Regions from separate parts of the Mus musculus genome. Here region 1 is linked to region 2. Evidence: chromatin contacts called from ENCODE Hi-C data. All regions are on one chromosome and are shown on one strand. Each heading gives the region's core, a stretch centred on a gene start or an enhancer-like site at or near the end of the contact. The rest is flanking DNA. Distances are from core to core; before and after follow the strand shown. Region 1 has its middle 23 kb from the start of Rnf112. Region 2 holds the start of Slc47a1 (solute carrier family 47, member 1).

Evidence for each region. Hi-C counts contacts between places; a loop is a spot of excess contacts on that map.
Region 1: a loop to region 2 is called in a map of regulatory T cell, with 1.8 times the contacts of the local background. The contact joins the enhancer-like site here to the promoter of Slc47a1 in region 2. A Hi-C loop is called at or near these places in 1 of 37 maps with a recorded cell type or tissue (regulatory T cell).

Annotation. Positions count from the first base shown.
Region 1 is chr11:61,428,366-61,433,787 of GRCm38, reverse strand. No RefSeq gene overlaps it. Among named protein-coding and RNA genes, the nearest start is that of Rnf112, 23 kb to the left of the region's middle. Within about 2 kb of position 2,863, at least 1 of the 3 ENCODE cell types and tissues checked has a DNase peak (open chromatin) inside an H3K27ac peak, as active enhancers do.
Region 2 is chr11:61,375,934-61,381,724 of GRCm38, reverse strand. Slc47a1 (solute carrier family 47, member 1) reads left to right here and starts at 3,650. Exons shown (of 17, transcript NM_026183.5): 1 at 3,650-3,812. The coding sequence starts at 3,678.

The sequences.
Region 1 (5,422 bases), core at 1,614-4,113, 53 kb before region 2:
CTGACTGTCTGTCTGAACTTGGGCATGTGCATGCTACACATGGAGTCAGTTCTTTCTTCCCACGTGGGTGTCAAAGATTAAACGCAGGTCATCAGGCTTGGCAACAAAATGCCTTTACTCACTGAGCCCTCTCACTCACACCATCTATTTACTTATTTATTTATTTATTTTGAAACAGAGTTGCTAAAATGCCTAAGGTTGTTGAACTTGCAATCTTCTTGTCTCTGCCTTGTAGGCTAAAATTAGAGGTCAAGGATAATATATATATACATATACATATACATATACATATACATATACATATACATATACATATACATATACATATACATATATACACACACACACACATATATATATATCGACAAAAAGAAATGTGATACTTCTACAGGCAATTCTCTGACCAATGGCACATGTAAATACATGAACATGTTTGCACACATACAATTAATTAATTAATTAATTAATAATTAATGCAATTGGGAAATAATAAAGATGACTACAATAGACCAGGTGTGGTGGTGCACGCCTTTAATCCCAGTACTCCTAAGGCAGAGGCAGGTGGATCTCTGTGATTTTGAGGTCATCCTGGTCTACAAAGTGAGTTTCAGGACAGCCAGGGCTGTTACCTAGAGAAAGTCTGCCTCAAAAAAACAAAAAACAAATGACTGTACAAATCTCTTTTTGAGATGCAAACATAGTAGATTTGTATGTTAGCGGTGTAGTTTATACAGATTCTTAGTGCATTTTTTAAGTTTGAACAAGATTTTGGTGGACTCTTTAAAGTTTCCTGTTCTAACACAATGCCAACTTCAAATCAAGATAATAGCTTTACAGTTTAATGTTACCTATATTTTGTATATGCATGTTGTGTATATATGCATTTGCATGAGTGTTCATGTACGTGCGTGTCTGTAGAATAGAGTATATCTCTAAAACATTTTTCCTGAGGACTGATGTCTCTGTTGTTAGATTAACAGATGAGTTAGGAACTTGTGCTATATTTTAAGATTTAATTTATGTGCTATGAGTGGTTTGCTTGCCTGCATGGCTGTGTACCACGTACATGTCTGATACCTGCCGGTGTTCTGAATTGTGTGGGTTGATTGAAGAAAGAATGTCACTCCAGAATGCAACCAGGATCTGAGGCCGCAGGAAGGAGTAGTCCCCGTGAGCTGAAGCTGGAGCAACCACACTGAAACATAGTTATTTATTTAGTTACTTATTTATTTAGGTTTTTTGAGACAGGGTTTCTCTGTGTAACCCTGGTTGTCCTGGAACTCATTTTGTAGACCAGGCTGGCCTCGAACTCAGAAATCCACCTGCCTCTACCTCCCGAGTTCGGGGATTAAAGGCGTGAGCCACCACTGCCTGGCTGAAACATATTTGTTGATTGTTACACAAAAGTTGTTTTTGGATAAAATGAGCTCCTCATACCAAAGCCCCTCATCTAACCTCTGCGTTTCCTGAAGGAAAACATCAGCCTTCGCCATGTGTGTCCTTACTGTACACTGTTTGCTGTACCCAATAATGCAAGGCATGTCAGGTGTTCCAGGACCATCCTGTGACCAAGGTCATGCAAGGCTTGTGTTGTGTGCAGTTTTTATGCTACTACCTTGAGCTCTGGGAGGTGATTGTGCTCTGGAGCCCCCACTCATCTTGCTCCAGGAAGTGGGCTTTACTATCAGCCCCTTCCCAGCTTCCCTTGAATCCTGGGATAAAAGACAGACAGACAGAAAGCAGGCAGACAGACAGACAGCACACATGCGGGCCTGCCCGCACGCGCGCGCGCGCGCACACACACACACACACACACACACACACACACACACACAGAGTATGTTCTTTTGTAACTTGCTTTCTTGGCAAAATTGCTCAGCATTGATAGCTGTCGCCTGGAAAAGTGTGCCCTTACCGATTTATTATCTCTGTCTCTTCATCTGCCCTAAACTTCAGTGGCTGGTTCCACTTAGTCCCTGCCAAACATCCATGACCACCTGCCTATAGTGGTGGCCACAGTCCCCAGCTGCCCCCGAGACCTCACATGGTTGCTGCATTCTTCTTCCAAAGCATGGCAGAAAACACTCCACTCCTTCCTTGTGTCTCCTCTTCCTCTTGAGACCCAGACGTCCCACCTGTACCTTCAGCTCAGCAATTGGCCCCTGGCTTCTTTTACTGACAAACTGGGGACCAATTGGGGAACAGGACCTTAGCATCAGAACCACTCCCCACAGGCTTGTCAAGCTCCTTCAGAAAAACAACTACTTGCTCTGATGTCTACACTACATACAATGATTCTACTATAATTCCACTACAGGTACCTTGTTACAGGTCTGAAGAAGGCAACAGATCCCCTGCAACTGGAATTACAAATGGTTGTGAGCTGCCATGAAGGTGCTGGGAATTGAACCTGGGCCCTCTGTAAGCACAGCCGGTGCTCTTAATCACTGATATTGCTCCAGCCCCTGGGCTGATATTCTTAGTAGCTAAAGAAGCAACATTAGTGATCCGATGTAAGAAATATCTAAATTATTCATCAGTGAGATAAAAGTACAACCTAACCATTCTATTCTACCTTCACTTTGTGGGTAACGGATCTGAGATAAAAGTTTTCCATAAGACTTGGCTGTTAGCACGAATGTAAAATTGGGCAGCAGTGTAGAAAGCAGTAGGAGGCACCTCAAAACCAAAAATAGAGCCACGTATTATCCATCTGGTCATGTACCTAAAAGCTTTGGAGTCAGACCCTCTGAGAGTCTATGCACAGCCGTGCTAAGTGCTGTCACCAAAGGGGAGGCAGCCCTGATGTCCACTAACAGCAAGGGTGGTAAACCAACGTGCAGTAGAATGTCACTCAGCCTTCAGAAAGGGGGGCTCTGTCACATGCCGAGTGGGCGATACTTAGGGACATTATGCTAAAGGAAATAAATCACCATAAAAGAAAGGCTTGTGACTCTCATTTGGGAAGCTTCCCCAAATAGCAAATGGCACTCTGTGCCACCCTGTTCTGTAGACTGTGAAAGCCAAGTGTGACCACCCATGGCCAGTTTGGAGCCTTCTGAGAACAGAAATCTGCTTTCAGTGAACTCACCCTCTAGGTGCTTTGGGAAGGGAGTCCACTTGAAATGAGCCTTCTTTCTCCTCTCTGACCTCTGGAGGTAGGTCAAGGCTTTTCTGTCTAGGTGAGTCCCAGAGTCACCCACACTGTATCTGGTAACCAGAAGACCAATCTCTCCTGTGGTCTGTGTTAGTCTTCCCTGGCTGATAATGTTCCTGAGAAGGTGGTTCAGGACAGAGAGTTCCTTTAGGTGGCTTCAGGCAGGTAGACATTGCTTAGAGAAAGCCTCGCATGCCTGGTGTTCTCACATGCCTGGTGTTAAGGAGTCCACACATCAAGATGCTATGTGTGATGTACCATCTCTTGCTCTTCCTGAGGATGCTGGTACCCAGTAATTCCTTTACAGATGTAAATTACTTTCTCAAAGGATTTTTTTTTTAACAGCTGCTCTCAAAATAACCCTTTCAGCATTGGCAGAAAAGACTGCAGCAGCGTGTTCTAATCTCCTGCAGTCAGCAGAGCCTGGCTCCTGAGCCCACAGGCACTTCCTTCGCTTTTGCACATGGATTCCCTAGCATCCCCAGCCTTCTCCAGCTTCCTCTGGTTTTCCTACTTGTACATCACGCTCAGTTTCATCCTGATTTACTATCTATGTCTTAAAAGGACAAAGAGTTCACAGGGAATCTCAATGTATGTGGCCTTGGAGCCCACTCCTGCTGCAATAGGCAACTGTCTACGGTGATGCAGGCGTGTGGACACTTTTGTCTCAGTGACAATGAAGTAAAACTGGGGCAGACAGAGTGAGCCTTTCAGTTAAGAAGAGAAGCAAATGAGGGTACAAAGGGACAGTGCTGTCAAGAGAGATCCAGGCTGTCCCAAATCAGGGGATGGAATAGGATCTTTCTTCTGTTGCTGGAAAGGTGTGAGGTCTGGTGATTTTCTGCTAATTAAAAAGATGGTGTGTGTGTGTGTGTGTGTGTGTGTGTGTCACATACATGTGTACATGTGTCTGTATAAGTGTGAATAAGGGCATGAGTGTGCCATGACACAGATGTGTAGGTTGGAGGATGGCACTTGAGGACTGGCATTTTTGCCTACATGTGTCTGTTTGAAGATGTCAGATCCCATGGAACTAGAGTTTCAGACAGTTCTGAGCCACCATGTAGGTGCTAGGAATCAAACCCTGGTCCTCTGGAAGAGTAGTCAGTGCTACTGAGTCGTCTCTCCAGCACTGGTTGTTTCGTTTTGTTTTGTTTTCACGGTTTGGAGACAGGGCCTTGGCTTTCTGATGACCCACAAGCTCCTGGGGATTCTCTGGTCTCTACCTCCAACCTCCCGTAGAATGCTGGGACTACAGGGTCCAACCTCTTGCGGTTCTGGGAATTCGAACTTGGATCCACATGCTTGCCTGGCAAGTTCTTTGTCTGAGCTCAATGCCCAGCCTTGGGGATGGTGTTTAAAAAGAAGTCTCTTTTTTATATTTGAAGAAACATTTTTCCTATGTAAGATACAGGTTTGAGGCCAGTTTGTCTCGGGGGAGCTCATGACACCACCCTCCTCTTTGGCTGTTTTTCATCCTTGTGGTGAGAGTGGAAGAAAGTATCTAAGGGGCAGATACATTCACATCATCACCACAAAAGGCTGAGAGTTTTGTGGGTAGCAAACTACTGATCAGCCTCTGAGGTTCTCTCCATCTCTTCTTCCCACAACAAGGCTCTACCTTAGCAGAAGACAACACAGCTTCTCAGAGTCCCAGCATCACCAGGGAAGTTGCAGTTTAAAGGGACATCTGCTCACAGTGCTCTGCCCCAGGCTGTGCTGGCTCAGAGTGGGCAGTCACTTAAACTCAGGGAAGTGTGACACTGAAGTGAAGGCTCAGCCCTGATAAAAGGACAGTCACAATGACAAGGACAAATTCACCATTCCAGCTTCATTTTTTTAAAAAATTAGATTTTGTACAACTCTATTCTGGACAATTTGCCAATAATGAGCAAATTCAGAGATGGCATTTTCTGTGTTTTAATAACAGGGATTTCTAAGATGGACATGAGCAGATTGGGACTTCCAAGGAGGCAAGAGCCCCCCTACCCTGCAACTCGAAATATGTGAAGGAAATAGGAAAGAGGCTGGGTGTAGTTTAGAGAGGGAACATGCTCTTAGGTGGTTGGAGATGGGGGGGGGGACCTCCTACCTCCAGCATGAAGAAGAAAAGAAAGATGGGGGCAGGTGGCTCATCCCTTAAAAGCACTGGCTGCTCCTGACAGAGGCCTTTGGTTCAATTCCCAGCAGCTACATGGCAGCTCACAATTGTCAGTAACTCCAGTCCCAGGGGATCTGGTATCCTCTTCTAATTTCTTGGGGGGC
Region 2 (5,791 bases), core at 2,401-4,900:
GACCGACCTCAGGTGATAGCTGTGATTGCAGAGGTGGCAGTCAGAAGTATGCTGCACAAACCAAGGGGAAGCTGTTATTTTCCATCACTGACACTAAAATTCCCAAGGGAGAAAAGAACTAAGAGAAAAAGGATTCATTTTGTCTCATCGATTCCAAGGGTTCAGTCTGCAGTTGGCATTGTGGTGATGGATATGTTTAGTAGGGGAGAGCTGTCCACTCCATGACTCACCAAGAAGTAGAGTGAGACAGGAAGTGGTTAGGGATGAGATAACCCCTAGCCACCTACTTCCTTCATCTTCTAAAGCCTCTATAACTGCCCCAAATAGCACCCCTGCCTGGTGACCAAGAACTCAGAGCATAGGCTGGAGAGATGTCTCAGGTGTTCAGAGCACTGGCTGTTCTTGCAGGGGACCTGGGTTTGGTTCCCAGCATCCACAGAGCAGCTCCCAACCATGTGTTACTCTAGTTCCAGGAGCTTGGATGCCCTCTTCTGACCTCTTCAGGAGCTGCACACACACGGGTTCACACATGTACATGCAAGCAAAGCTCTCACATATGTGAAATAAAATAAATCTTAAGAAATGAAATCATTAAAAACGTACTGAACGAGAGCCTGTGGGGTGTATTTCACGTTCAGTCATAGCAGAAGGGACTGCAAGATTTGGTGGCAGTCACCAAAAGCCAGCAGAAGTGTGTACCAGAGATTCTCCTGAGTCCCCAAGATGGAACTGCCTCTGCCATCTCCCTGGTTCCAGACTTTTGAGGCTGAAGTGTAAGAGAGTAAAATTCTGTTGTTAGGAGCTTCCAAATCCGTGGCCTCTTTCAAAAGCCCCAGGAAACTAAGGCAGGAACAAGCTGCAGCCCTGCTCCTCCTGAGGTTACTCTCTGTCTTCTTTGGCTGAGGCCATGTTTGCCAGATTTCTCTGCTATGGGAGCTGGCATCTCCCCCTTTCAAGCTGTAGAATGCTCCTGACCAAGTTTGAGAATCAAGTATAAGAGATTTTTTTTGTTGCTGTGTGTACGACATTTCTTCTAAAAAACGTTTTCATGAAGATGTTATTATCAACATAAAAGACTTGCATGTAGAACTTTGTTAAACCATCTTACTAATTCTATATTTTTCTCTGATGCTGGAGGTGGAACTAATGGACTCCCATGGGCTAAGAACACACTGACCGTGGAGTTACCATGCCAGATCCCTTTATTATCTCTGGATTCATCAGCTTTCCCCTACTTGATTCCTTCCCATTGTCTTGAATTATAAATGCAAGCAATGGTTTTGCCTCTTTTCCCCCAATATCTACACATCACATTTGTGCTTCATGTCGTATTGCCGGAAGCCTCCCAGCCTGGAGTAGTTGAAACGAGGCACAGAGTTGGACTTAGGTGAGGCCTTAAAGACTGATGGTCTCTGGATGTTCTAGCTAAATGTTTGTTGATAGCTTCTAAAAGGTCCAAAAAGCTTTCTTGTTCTTTCTGAGGGTTAAAAGCCACTGAGGGGGAAATCTTAGTGTCCAGCCTGGGCATCTGGCTGTGGACACTCCCATTCTGAGAAGCCAGCACTCTGCTCCACGCATGCAGTCCTGGTGAGGGAACCCCAGTCACAGATACTATCCAACCCTTTGGTACAGAGCTTGGGGTATAGTTGAGGTGTAAGCAGACACAGACCTCAATTTTCCAAACTGGGTAATTGTTCTAAAAGTAGGTAAGAAATCTAAGGAGGGCAAATCGCTTCCTCTCTCTCATCTTGTGAGAAGAGACTGGAGAAGAGTCTTAGTAGATGACATATAGCGTGCAAGGATGACACTAGAGGCTGCCTTTACCTGCACAGGGACCAAGGGGAGAGTCACAGATGTCGTGAAAGGGTGGGGAGGCACTCATGGTCTTGCTTGTCTGATTTTTAGTGGTGTGAATAAGAATGGCCTCCATCGGCTCATACATTGGAATGCTTAGTCATCAGGGAATGGCGATTCTTGAGGATTGAGAGATCCATCACTGTGGGGTGGGCTTTGAGGTTTCTGAAGCCCAAGCCAGGTCTAGTGTTTCTCTCTTCTGCTGCCTGTGGATCTGGATGTAGAACTTGCAGCTATTTCTCCAGCACAGTGTCTACCTGTGTGCTACCGTGCTCCCCACCATGATGACAATGGATTAAACTTCTGAAACTGTAAGCAAGTCCCAGTTAAATGCTTTCCTTCATAAGAGTTGCCTTGGTCGTGGTATCTCTTCACAGCAATAAACACTGACTAAGACAGTCTGTTCTTTTTATGGTGCTGGAACCTAGGACCTCTCATATATTAGATAAGTATTCTACTCCCAGGGATACAACAATCTTTTTTAAACCTGTAGATTCCCCGTGGCTGTAGCTCAGAGGTAGGACTTTTGCTCAGTGTGTGTGTGAAGCTGGGCATGGGTTCCATCCCTAAATACTTAAATACCAACCCCCAAATCCTGACTCCAGAGTCCCTGGTTATCTGAGGGTATGGGTTGAATATGAACTGTCGCCTCTCACAGACTCTTATGCTGAGGTCTTCCTCCACCTGGTGGTCTCACTTTGGAAGGCTCTGGAAACTAGGTTAGCTGCAGAGAGCGAATCACACAGGCATGTCCTTGAAGAGCATTTTGTCTCTCTGTATCCTGGCTGTCACAAGGCAAGAAAACACTCCTCTCTATCCTTTCTTGGACATGGATGGAGACCTCTGAAACCACGGGCCAGAATCAATCCCTCTCCCCTTCAGTTGCTTTTGGGATATTTTGTCACAGCAGTGTGAAACTAACAGTGAGCAGAAACATTTGTTATTCAAGACCAGTTGCCACAGAAGGGACTTTAGCCTCTCTCACAGGAGTCACCTTTGACTTGGAGCTAACATCTGTGAGTCAGTCCTCCTGTGCAGGGCTGCAAGTGGGTGGGACTGTGGAAACGCATCTTGAGTTTACAGATGAGGAGAGTAGGGTCCTGGTGACAAGCCTGCATTTTTCCAGGCTGCAGGTGTCCCTTGAACCTGTATATTCTTGCCACAGTATCTCCTGTTTCTGACCATCCAAGACCAGCGAACACTTCTGTGTTACCCGGACAATGTGGCTTGCTTTTCCCCCTGGTAGGTGTTATGTACTTTAATGGAACAATGAGAGAGAGAGAGAGAGAGAGAGAGAGAGAGAGAGAGAGAGAGAGAGAGAGAGAGAGAGAGAGAGAGAGAGATTATAGAAACCTATAGCAAAGTGTGTGTTGAGCTGACCACAAGCTGCACAGCAGAGACCTTGAACACCCACTACTGCCAGATCCAATATTTGCTGGCCACAGCGGAACCACGATCGGACCTTTGGCTGACCGTAGTGGGATCATGTCTCAGGACTCTAAGTCCTTCCACACCCTAATTTCTCAAGTGCCCTCTGCTCCCTTGCAACGACAGCGACAGCGACTGGAAGGTCCTTGCCTCAGCGCGCTCTTTCCTTTTGCTTCCAGCACTTTTGCAAACTTTTCTGTTCCTACATTAGGGTGCTGGCTAGCCTTTGGAGATGCGCAGGCCTTGGGGTTGCAAGGGCAAGGGGTGAGTCCAAGGTTGCAGATCCTCGGCTGGCGCTGGGCGGGTTTAGGGGAGGCGGCCGAGGGCGGGGACTGGAGTCTTCCAGGCCTGTGGGTCCTCGTGCGGCTTCCGAGCCCTGACACCACGGAGGCCACATGGAACGCACGGAGGAGTCCGCTCCCGGGCCGGGAGGCGCGGACGCTGCGTCCGAGCGCCGTGGGCTACGCTGCCTGCTGCTGCCCGGCTTCCTAGAGGAGCTGCGGGCACTCTTGGTCCTGGCGGGTCCTGCGGTGAGTCAGGTGGCCTCGGCTGCAGGCCGGTCCCCGAGGACTGGGGGCCCAGTTACCTAAATTTCAGGGTCTGACTTGGCGGGGTTGGGGACCCGAAGAGCCTGCAGCGGGCCACAGCTATGGGGATGTGCAGAGCCTAGTGACTCTTGGCGTGCGCCCTGAAGCCAGGGGTTCCTGAAAATAAAAGCACTCAGACCTGTCTCTCTCCAGGCAGAGGCATGAAACAGGAAGGTAAACTGTCACCTTAGAATTAGGCTTTCAAAACTATTTGGAATCTAGAGCCAATGTCTGACGCAGAAGCATCCTGTGTCAGCTCCTCTTCCACTAAGCGCTGCGCTCAAAATCTGAGGTTTTAATGAGGTTCCCTTTGGGTAGGAAGTGCTTTTATTAGTGGGGTCGATTTTACTCATTAGACTAGGTCTCTCTCAATCTCGGCTTTTAGAAGCAACGTGGGAAAAAAACAAAAACAAAAAAACCCCCCAAACCACAGAACCACATCACACACGTGCTGCCTTCTGTTCTCTGTCAGTTTGGGGGTTTTCAGTCCTCAAGGGTGAGAAAGCCACTTCTCTGACACACTCTGTGTGTCTGAGTGAATAAACATTTGGCCAAGAGGCAGACATTCAAGCACCTGGGAGCCCCTGAGCCCCGGCATGTGTGCCCTCTTGACACACACGATAGGGCATAGAGAAGCAAGATCAAAGCCCAGGGTGAAGCCATCAGCTACAGGTCCAGGAGAGGCATAGGAGCTCACAGCCCTCTGCGGTGCTCAGTCTCCAGACTTGAAGTTCAGTTCCTGTGTGGATCTTCCCAAGCATGTTAGGGAACAGCCCACGGACTCAGAACAGCTCCGTTCTCCTTTCTATGAAGTCTATGAGCCGTCAGCTTTGCCGTAACTTAGTCTCACTGAGTTGCTGCCAGAAAAGCTTCCTAAGAATCAGGTGTGGTGTGGTAGCCGTGGCCTGGAATCTCTGTGCTTGGGAGACTGGGGCAGAAAGGTGACTAGAGTGACTTACTGTTCCAAGCCATCCTGGGCTACAGCATGAGCTCCTGCTTCAGAAACCCAAAGAGGAAAAATAGCAGCAGCAGCAGCATTTGGAGCTCATGCCCTCTTCTAGTCACGTGATCCCCAGTTCTAGGCTAATAGAGGGGAACTGGCTACTTTTCCTACATGGGAACATGAATGTATACATGTATGTCATTGGTTTCTCACCAACACAATGCATACCCATTACAGAGGGAAAAAGAAAGGAAGAAAGAACAAATGAATGAACAAACAAACAAACAAATAAAAACCACTAAGACCAACAGAGAAAGGGTTGGGGAGAGGCTCTCAGATCACTTGGGGGGTCACTTGGGAATTTCCCCTGTACTCCTTAGCTGGAGAAGCCAGGTGACCCAGGGACTACTTTGCAAGCCTGCCATCAAGATTTCTGTCCCGGGCAGCTTAGTCTCTTGTGTATGGAGCCCTTCTTGGTCCTCCATCTCTGTGCTAGCTGCTGGGCACCCCCTGCTTCCTAAGGGTTGTGTAATTATCTACTGTCCTATCCTCCCAGGCCCCCCTGGAGAATAGGGTGGCCGTGCTAACCTCCTCTGAGCCTCCACCCTCTTTCTTTCTCTTTACATTTATTTATTTATTTATTTATTTGTGTGTGTGTGTGTGTGTGTGTGTGTGTGTGTGTGTGTGTGTGCCATAGCACACTGGTGGAGGCCAGAAGGCAACTTGCCCTCAGTGGGCTCTGTCCTTTCACCATGTGGGTCTCAGGCATTGCATTAGGGTGGTTCACTTGGGAGCAAGTGGCTTTATTGGCCCAGCCATCTCACAGGCTGGCAGGATTTGAACTTTCTCATTTACCAAGTCTCCTCCAGAGAGAGCTCTGCCCAAGATGCTCCTCGTAGACCAACTGTACTCCTTTACACACATGTGTTGAACAAAGCAATAAAGTGCCTTGCTCAAACCCTGAACTCAGTTCTGTGGA